Linked DNA regions of Mus musculus: regions 2 and 3 are each linked to region 1. The links are chromatin contacts, found by POLR2A ChIA-PET in ENCODE. All regions are on one chromosome and are shown on one strand. Each heading gives the region's core, a stretch centred on a gene start or an enhancer-like site at or near the end of the contact. The rest is flanking DNA. Distances are from core to core; before and after follow the strand shown.

Region 1 (3,257 bases), core at 458-2,957:
GACTTATCTCTCTTTTTAAACTTTCTTATTAAGTCTTTGTGAGTTTCGCATCACGCACCCCAATCCTGCTCATCTCCCAGCCCCTCCATATCTGCCCTCCACCCTTGCACCCTTTTAAGGGGAGCCCTTAAAAAAAAAAAAAAAAAGAAAAATTTCACCATGGAAGCTGTAGTGCGTCACACATTACACCCTTTTGCCCAGATATTTACTTGCAAATGTTCTGTGCAGTGAGTCACGGTCTGGTTCGAGGTCTTTGGCTTCTGTTACCCTATCAATACTGGAACCTCACTGGGACTCCTCTCAGATATCCTGTTGTTGTTTTGTGTCATGGAGATCCTGAAGCTGTGGTGCTACAGGACTGGCCCCTTTGTTGTGCTTCCGCAGTTCATAAGTGGGGTAGATGCTGGGGTGGGCCAACTCAAAGCCCTGATTCTGGGCCTGGGTGGTAGCTGAGTTGATCAGCCTGCCAGCTCTCCCACACCCAAGCCACCAGGGCTAAGTCTCCTGCCTCGCTGAGGGGCAGAGCTAGCTGTCCAGCAAGGCCAGCTTCTACACCCATGCCACCAGGGTCAGCTCTTCCACACTGCCCAGGCAGGGGGCAGGGCCAGCTCTCCTGAGTGCCCAGGGCCACAGCAGGAAAGGGACAGAGGAAGTACCCTTGTCTCTTTACTCCTTCAGGCCTTTTGCCAGATCTAGAATTCTTCTCTGCTTACAAACCACTAAGTCTTTTCCCACCATCTATCCAAAGACCAGGGGAATCCCAGGGTGAGCTGGAGAATGAAGAAGGAAAGGAGATGTTTCCGTAGCCATTCCAGTTTCCCCCCTTGCTCCTTCCCAAAAGTTAGCTGCTCTAACTGTGACAGTGTCTGCCTCCCATACTGCCCTCTTTGAAACAGCTCCCCACTCCACCACTACCCCACCCCACCCAGTTCCAGGCCACTGCAAGGCCCATGATTATTCTGCATTTGTATGGGCAATCATATTAATCTGTAGGCAGTCTGGGGTTCCAGGAGACCTCCTGCCTTTGGCAATAACAGTTCAGAGTCTCAGAACCTCAACGCACTCGATCGATGCTGCTAGTCACCAGGGGGTGTACTCTAACCTTTCATGGTGACTGTGTTTCTTCAGACAATTCCCCAGTGAGTTATCGGGTAAAGAGACGTCTTTGGTTCACAGGGCAGGTCAGGGAGGTGTTTTTGGGAGGGATAGATATTTCAGCTGTCCGCCTAACGTTCTTCATGGAGTGCTGAACTTTAGCCACACTTGTGGCACCTGTGTCTGGACAGTGGTGCCTTGTAGTAGAGTCAGGCCTAAGGGCTCGGGGCTTGTTTGCACTTTGTGCTGCTTGCTGCTTTCAGGTTTTGTAGTGCCTGAGGGATGGATACTTCTCCCCTGCCCTCAACCCTATCAGTCCTTTCACTTCCCAGAAGGACAGTTTCTTACCAGGTTTTCCCTCTGGGTCGCTTGTGTTCCAGTCCTTTTATAGATGACACCATAGCTGAGGAATTATCAAGAATCCTTCCTTATTGTTCTGAACTTTCTCGCTGTCCTTCCCTCCCTCTCGGCCCTCTCCGGGCTTCCAGGGCCCACTTCTGTCATTGAGGAATGCATGGAGGCCATTAGCCAAGAGCAGAGCCACATGCTCTGCTCCCCTCCTCCCAAGTGCTCCTCATTCCACTGATAGCCGGCCAGAGACTGCAGGTCCCACCCAGGGGCTGGAGACGTCCAGTTGGCTTTTGATGCTGCTTGCCTCCAGATTCGGAACTGAGTGCAGATGTTCTGGGCTCAAAACAGTTTAGGTCAAAGAACGGTTCGAATCTAGAGAGATGGCTGAGTGGTTTAGACTACTGGCTAGTTTTCTGAAAAACCAGAGTTCTATTCTCAGCACACACATGTTGCCTAGCAACTGTCCTCAACTTACTCTTAGGGAGCCTGGCACCTTTTTCTGGCCTCCTTGGGCACTATATACACGTGGTGCACAGACAAACACAAGGAAAAATACCCATATATATGAAAAAGAAAGGATGCTGCTGAGGCCGGAAGTGGTTTTCTTTATCAGTTTCCCTGAGATCTTGGTTAGGGAGACATCTCTCATGAATGTATGTTCCAGAGGATGTCTGGATGGCTCTTTCCCTAAAGAAGGAACCACAGTACATTTACACAATGGAGTACTACTCCTCTATTAAAAACAATGAATTTATGAAATTCTTAGGTAAATGGATGGATCTGGAGGATATTATCCTGAGTGAGGTAACTCAATCACAAAAGAACACATATGATATACACTCACTGACAAGTGGATATTAGCCTAGAAACTTAGAATACTCAAGATATAATTTGCAAAACACATGAAACTCAAAAAGAAGGAAGACCAAAGTGTGGATACTTAGTTCCTCCTTAGAATGGGGAACAAAATACCCATGGAAAGAGTTATAGAGACAAAGTTTGGAGCAGAGCCTGAAGGAACGACCATCCAGAGACTGCCCCACTTGGGGATCCACCCCATAAACAATCACCAAACCCAGTCACTAGGCAGATGCCAACAAAAGCCTGCTGACAGGAGCCTGATATAGCTGTCTCCTGTGAGGCTCTGCCAGTGCTGGGCAAATACAGAAGTGGATGTTCACAGTCATCCATTGGATGGAGCACAAGGTCCCCAATGAAGGAGTCAGAGAAATGCCCAGGGAGCTGAAAGGGACTGAAGCCCCATAGGAGGAATATCAATATGAACCTCCAGAACTACTTGGAACTATATCACCAATCAAAGAAAACACATCGTGGAACTTGTGACTGTAGCTGTATATGTAGCAGCGGATGGTCATCAAAGGGAGGAGAGGCCCTAGGTCCTGTGAAGGCTCTAAGCCCCAGTATAGGGGAATGCCAGGGCCAGGAATGGGAGTGGGTAGGTTGGGGAGAAGGGGAAGGGAGGGGGATAGGGGATTTTCAGCGGGGAAACTAGGAAAGGGGATAACATTTGAAGTGTAAATAAAGAAAATATCTAATTAAAAAAGAAAGAAAGAACCACAGCTAACTCCATCACCCCACTCCAGGAGCTAAGGACCCAGCCTACCATGTCCATCACCCATGCCGGTAATCAGATCTGGCTGTGACAAGAGCAGGACATAATACTTACCTCCTTTCTCAGGCGCCACAGGGACAGTTCCAGAAAGATGTGGAAGGCTCCGAGGGAGATGTCAGAAGGAAGACCAGGGCTCAGAGGGAGGAGCCTGCTCCAGAGAAGGGCAGGACGATGGGAA
Region 2 (3,064 bases), core at 252-2,751, 35 kb before region 1:
GGAAGTGGGGGACAGCACTCTGGCAGGAGGCCACACAGATGTGGCCTAGCAGGCCCTGCTAAGGGATTGGCTTGGCCAGTTTGGGAACTATTTGTGGCAAGTTTTTAAGTCCCAGGCTGCTTTTGCCCTAGTACCTGGAATCCAGCCACCAATTGATAAGTTGAGAGAACATAGGACCTGATTTCAATGTTAGCCGGAGCTAAACATAATTAAAAGAAAAATTTGCTTCTGCTACACACAGCTGCTGCAGCACCCACAAAACCTGTGTGTGGTTCCTTCAGACAACCTGGGAATGCCTTTCATCTTCTTGCCTCTCTGTCTCTAAGTTGAACCAAAATACAGAGGTCCACAGCCTCTAACCTGCCTCTTAGAAATCCCTTAGGCAGACATACTGCCTGGGGCAGGCAGTCCTGTGACCCGCTCCCTGGAACAGACCCGTGACGAGCATGTGGGCTTAGGGCGAATGACAATAGCCCCAGAGGATGGGGTGGGCAGCCTCGGAGTGCCTGGACTCCTGTGGTGTTGAGGGGAGAGAAACACTGCAGAGAAACAAGATGGCTTCGGGAAGGATTACAACTCTTCGTGTCCCTTACTGTTCCCACTCTCTCAGGCAGACAAAGGAAAAGATGTGATTGATCGGCGAGAAAGGAAGGAGAGAGTAACCTTGGGCACCGCTGTCTCAGCCGCAGGACCGTACAGATGCGGTCCTCCCAGGCCCTCCACCAGCTTTTCGCTCAGTCCACTGGCTGTGGTGGAAGAAGGCAGGAATGGAAACTGGAGGCCTAATTGCTAGGTTCTCTCTCGGCTCTTCCAGGGAGCACAGGCAGGAAATTCCTCAGATTCCAGGCTTGTAGGATCATTGCTGAGTGTTAACCGCAGAGCTGGGGCAAGGGGCTGGAGGCAAAGGGAGCTGCCTCCTCTCCTGATTCTTTTCCCTTTGTTTTAAAACAGGCTCAATTAAAAGAGTTTAGAGGGGCGGCCGGCTGAAACAAAAGCCCCCACTGTAACAATCTTCCCAAAGAAAAAGTCCCCAGATGTGGGAATCCCAGAAAAATTAGTGCTGAATTGAGTAATTTTGAAGTTGAAAATAAACTGTTGTGGACTCGCACAGGAATTTGTTCCCAGGGTGAATTTTTTTCTTTCTTTCAGCTCTCAGTGAGAGGAAAGTTCCTTAAGAAGAAGCTCACTAAGAGGAGATAGGGGTGGCTGCAAGCAGTGGGCAGGAGTGTCTGTCTGTCTGTCTAGACACCCCTGAGGCTTGTGCTTTGCCTCACCTGGGATGAGATCCCTCCTAAGTCACTAGGCTGTAGGGGTCTGTTTGCATGTCTCCCCTCCGTGTCCTGCGCAGGGCAGTCCAGGCCGCCTCTGCCCAGTCTGCCATCCAGATGCGTTTTGCAAGCCCTCCAGGGAGCCCTCTCAGTTTCCCAAAGAATAACTGCTCCATCCCCTTGGGCTTCCAGAGCAACTGCCTGTACCTCTGTAGATTCTGTCCCTGCTGAACTAGAGTGAGCTGTTTACTGCCCGGTGCTCTCTGATCTTCAGGAGACAGAATGTGGCTTGGTTATGTTATTAACCTCATAGTGGAGTGTCAGAGCAGCTGCTCTACAGTAAGTGTACACACACACACACACACACACACACACACACACACACACACACACACACACAATTGGGAAGAATAGCAACCTTGTTGAGTTAACATCCCTGTCCTGGGGGGTTAGATTATCCATTTGTCGAGTCTCTGTAATGAATGTTCAGTACACAGTCTGGTTTGTCCTCCAGCTCAGCAATTTATGCTGTCATGTAACATGTACTCTGAGAAGATGAAAACCGTGTATGTATGTATGTGTGTGTGTGTGTGTGTGTGTGTGTGTGTGTGTGTGTGTGCTATCTTCCCTATAGGATAATAGTTGCTGCTAAAAATTCTCCACCACGAGTTCCAGCGCCAATCAGAACTGACCTCAGTGTGGCCCACACCCCTGCTGGTGTGGCGTGATAGACGGTAGATGACTGAGATCCGTGTTTCATTACAGCTGATGATAGGGCTGCCTCGAGAGCGGAGGAATTGTGGGTCTGAGGAGGAAGAAGCAGCAGCCCATATCCGCTGTGATTCTTGCTGTCGCTACCCATTCTGGGACATGGGCTGAGCCTAGAAGGTTGTGGACCCAACCTCAACAGCCTAAAAATGACCAGTGTGGGCTGCCATCTCAATCAAAGCCTCAATCATTGGGTCAGAAACGCTGTGTCCCAGAGCTGTCCGTTTTGGGAATGAGAAATATGAGATATTTTCATTCTTCCAACTGTGTCCCCATTCTCGGTGACCACGACCCAGGGTTCACTGAGAGAGCAGAAGCCACCCGACTGGCTCCGTGCTGTGCACTTTCCTCTTGGCTGCTTCACTCCTCTGGTTTTGACTCTCCAGGTACCCTGCATCTTCGTTTTCTTCCTGAGTCTGCTCTTAACTTTGTAAAAACTATCTAACCTCCTCGGGCCTCCAACAGTCCTAACATGACAAACTTGGGCTGGGCAAAACTTTTTTCTTTACTTTTATTTTTTCTTTTCTTTCTTTTTTTTTGGGGGGGGGTGTGGCAAGGTCTTACTATGTGGCTTTGACTAGCCTGGACCTCCATATTGTGGCCAGGCTGCCCTTCGATCTCACATAGACCTGACTGCCTCTGCGTCCCTGCTGGATTTAAAGGTGATGAGCAGTAGTCGCTGAAGCTCCTCTTACCTGTAACTTGTTTGTATGTCTGTGGGTGGAAAGAAGCATCCTTACCCATGAGTCTCCACTGGGTAGCATCTCCTTCCCATAATACGTTACATTTGTATGTTTTTACCTTTCTGTAGTCTCACCTTCTGGAGAAGACCACAAGGCCCTTAGGAGCTTTATAGCATGACAGTAGTGGAAGGAATGGGTGGGACTCTCCTTAGTCCCACTGTTAACCTGAAGCTTTCAGAAGAATGCCCATTGTTACATATATAGCTAGATATAGATATATAGATATAAATGTGCTTACGTCTACGTATATATGAATGATGCACATATAATTCGAACCATACATTA
Region 3 (3,254 bases), core at 298-2,797, 60 kb before region 1:
TAAAAACCCTAACATGTCTGAGTGCATGTGTTTGTATGGATGCTTGTCTCTGTGTGGGGTGGTATTCTTAATCTCTGGATTAGATATCCCTGTCTTAAAATTTTGGTTTTTGTCTATGCTTGCAAATATTTTTAACATAAAGAGAACTCTGAGTCATATTATGCTTTTGAATATGAACTTATGGGTCGTTTGTTAGTTTGGTTGGTTGACTGGTTAGCTGGCTAGTTTTGACTTTGTTTCTGTGCCCTCTAATTGTTCCAGATTGCGTCTGGACCACTCACTCAATCTAACTGTCAAGATTTTTTGAGGAAACTGTGCCCATCTCATATCAGCAGAGGGCACTAGAGCTGTGTGCCTTAGTTCCAAGCCTGAAGATAAAGCTATCTTGGCCAGGAGCTTTTAGGGACTCAGGAGATCTAGAATATGAGAAGGAAGAGGTGGAGGCCTCTCCAGATGGGCGTAATTGCAAAGTTGTGCAATTCCTGTGTTTCTATTATTTCTCCCACACTCAGCAGCCCAGTGAGCAGAAGGATGTATTTAGGGATTGGGAGAGGAGGTGGCTACTACACTGGGTTCTGGACTGGAGAACCCACCCGAATGCACTTCTATTTCGATTCTCCATGTCTTCACCCCAGTGCACCTCAAGTTCCTGAGTGCTTAGAGATCGATCAGTGGCTGCCTTCTGTAGCAAGCCTTCGGGGAGGCACAAGAGAAAGCCACCGAGTTCTTTGGTTTTCCCTCCGGATAGATAAATGTCTGGGGTGAACAAAGGAAGAGTTAACTGCGCCTCTTCATGGCTGCTACGGACTCCAGCGCTGAGGCGGGCCTCAATGTGGCTGGCTGAAGCCCTCAGAAGGGGCTCAAAGACAGTCAAGATTTCTCCAGCCTGAGATTTGTAGGCAAGAAGAGCTTCTCCCTCTCCAACACTCTCGAGTTAATTGAGAATTCTTAATTTAGGCATCTAGGGTTAGATTCTGGGGTTTGGGATTAAAACGAAGAAGAGATCTTAAAGCTTTTACACCCCCATCCCCCAGACGCATAAGAAGCACACCCCTCCTAACACAGTCATCCAAATTGATGAAGGTTCGTCCTCAGTCCTGGCTGCCACCCCATGCCCGGCTCAGTTACACCACTGGGGGTAAAAGTAGGTCTCGCACCAAGCACTGGTGGGCCAGGACCCAGCGGTCCTTGCTCCAGAGCCTGCGACGCCTCGTTCTCCCCACCCCTCCCCACCCCTTGCCTCTGCCCTCAATTCCTTTCTCTTTGCTCTCCTCCCATCTCGGTTCCAGCGAGCGGAGCGAGTGTGTGCGCGCGCGTTGGGGGACCAGGGGAGGGCAGTGGAGGGAGGCGCCGTCGGAGGGAGAGCAGACGTCAGGAAGAGAGGGAGGGAGCCGGGGAGGGAAGAGAGGGAGAGGGAGAGAGAGCGCGCGGCGCGGAGGTTGAGAGAGGCCCCGAGAGATAAAGCCGGAGGGCAGAAATTATTAGGGGGCGCGGGACGAGAGGAGGGGCCAGGGGAGCGAGCCGGCGGCTAGAGAGGCAAGCGAGTGTGCGCCTTGTGTGCAAGGGCGGGAGGGAGGAGAGAGAGCCAGCGGCGGCCCCGCTCGCGCCGACTGGGGCCCAGCGGCGGGCGGACAGCATGCTGAGCCTCCTCATCTGGATCCTCACTCTCTACAACACTTTCTCACAAGGTAAGCCCCAGCCGCGGGCTAGGGAGTCCAGGGAACGGGCGTGGAGTTTCCGGGAGAACACCGAGGAGTTCTTGGTGAAGCGGCCCAACTTGCTTCCTCTGGCTGCGCGGGAGAACAGAGAACTTAGGTCGCAAAAGCCGAGATCCGAGTAGAAAAGGGATCGGAGTGCTCAAAGTCTTTCCTCCAGTTCCTGGCGGTCCTTCCTCCATCCCTCCACTTCCTGGGCCCAGGGCCGGACTACTGGGTCCTGGGCAAGAGAAAGGCTGGGAGGAGATGGGATTTGATTTCAGATTTGGGGGGCGGAGTGCGTGGAAAACACAGACGCAGGCTTCCTAAGATGAGGCTGAGGGATCCTGCTACCCCAATCCAGCCTACAGTCACCTTCATCTGATGTGCGGCTGCATACTGCTTGGGGCTGCCCCTCAAAGGAAGGCTATATTCGGTCCCCCGCCCTGGAGGTTGTGGGTGGGAGATAGAAGTCTAGATACCAGGGTTGTCTGGGTTCAGGGGAAGGGGAGTTGACTGAGCCAGGCACTCACTTCGGGTCAGAAAAGTGCAGGTTTCTGAGGCTCCTTTGGAACTAGCTGGGCAGAGCTGGTAGGAAGAGTGGGAGAGAGATGAGTGCATTCAGGTACACTGGGCTGGATGCACGTGAAGGAACCAAGGGTCCAAACCCCAGCCAGGCCTGGGGTCTGCAGGAAAAGGCTTTTGCCTCCTGAGACTGACTCCAAGGAAGATTTAACACTGTCGAGCCCCTCGCCTGAACTGGAGCACAGAAATCAGACACACAGATAGCTTCCAACAGAGACATGGAGACAGACTACTCACCTAAGGAGACCCCCCCACCACCCACACACACACACACATGGAGACAGACACATACACAAAGACACTGATTGACACCTCTGAAGAAGGAAGATTCCTCTTCTAAGCTGACACACACTTGCCTAGTTATACCCTGGCATCAAACTTAAACTGTACATACATGTTTCCTACATTCAAAGGACATAGCACTCACTCACACAGAATTGCTTCCACACACCCCAGCCATGGAGCAAACAAAGAAACTTGGGGCAGACATTCTTATAGGCAGGCGCCTACAGAGATGTTACAGTCTTCAAAATGGAGGAGGTGGTCTCTCACTGGGGTGGGTGAGTGATCTGGAAAGAGAGAAGCCGCAGAATGGAAAGAGCCCCAGGCATTGGCCAGCTCTCTTCCTCTCCTGAATGGTGTGTGTGTGTGTGTGTGTGTGTGTGTGTGTGTGTGTAGGGGGTGGGGTGCTCCACTGGACCCCCCTCCCCTTTGCTAGCCCTCTCTCCTCCAGCTCGGAAGGCAAAGCTTGGCTTAGCTTAGGGGTCTCAATTCCCTTTCCCTCCCTGGAGCCTCAGGACCCTCTTAGAACATGAGAAGGCGCACATCCGCTGTGTGAGAGCAGGAGTCGAGTTAGGGGGAGGGAGAAAAGAAGGCCTGGTTTCAGGTTGGCCACTTGTCAGAAAGTTGGGAAGATAAGTTAAGTTCTGACTTTGTTCAAGCCAGGTTGCTGGAGAGGGGGAGGGGAAGAGCATG

What was found. ChIA-PET counts read pairs that join two places held with the same protein, here RNA polymerase II (POLR2A).
Region 2: POLR2A ChIA-PET joins it to region 1 with 34 read pairs in Patski. The contact joins two enhancer-like sites. POLR2A ChIA-PET finds 5 or more read pairs at or near these places in 3 of 5 experiments (Patski and embryonic stem cell).
Region 3: POLR2A ChIA-PET joins it to region 1 with 16 read pairs in Patski. The contact joins the promoter of Kirrel here to the enhancer-like site in region 1. POLR2A ChIA-PET finds 5 or more read pairs at or near these places in 2 of 5 experiments (Patski and embryonic stem cell).

Annotation. Positions count from the first base shown.
Region 1 is chr3:87,113,366-87,116,622 of GRCm38, reverse strand. All of the region lies in intron 2 of Kirrel (kirre like nephrin family adhesion molecule 1), which reads left to right. Among named protein-coding and RNA genes, the nearest start is that of Gm24472, 48 kb to the right of the region's middle. Within about 2 kb of position 1,707, at least 1 of the 3 ENCODE cell types and tissues checked has a DNase peak (open chromatin) inside an H3K27ac peak, as active enhancers do.
Region 2 is chr3:87,148,558-87,151,621 of GRCm38, reverse strand. All of the region lies in intron 1 of Kirrel (kirre like nephrin family adhesion molecule 1), which reads left to right. Among named protein-coding and RNA genes, the nearest start is that of Kirrel, 24 kb to the left of the region's middle. RefSeq lists an enhancer at 1-2,070. Within about 2 kb of position 1,501, at least 1 of the 3 ENCODE cell types and tissues checked has a DNase peak (open chromatin) inside an H3K27ac peak, as active enhancers do.
Region 3 is chr3:87,172,830-87,176,083 of GRCm38, reverse strand. It overlaps Kirrel (kirre like nephrin family adhesion molecule 1), which reads left to right and starts at 1,547. Exons shown (of 16, transcript NM_001170985.2): 1 at 1,547-1,688.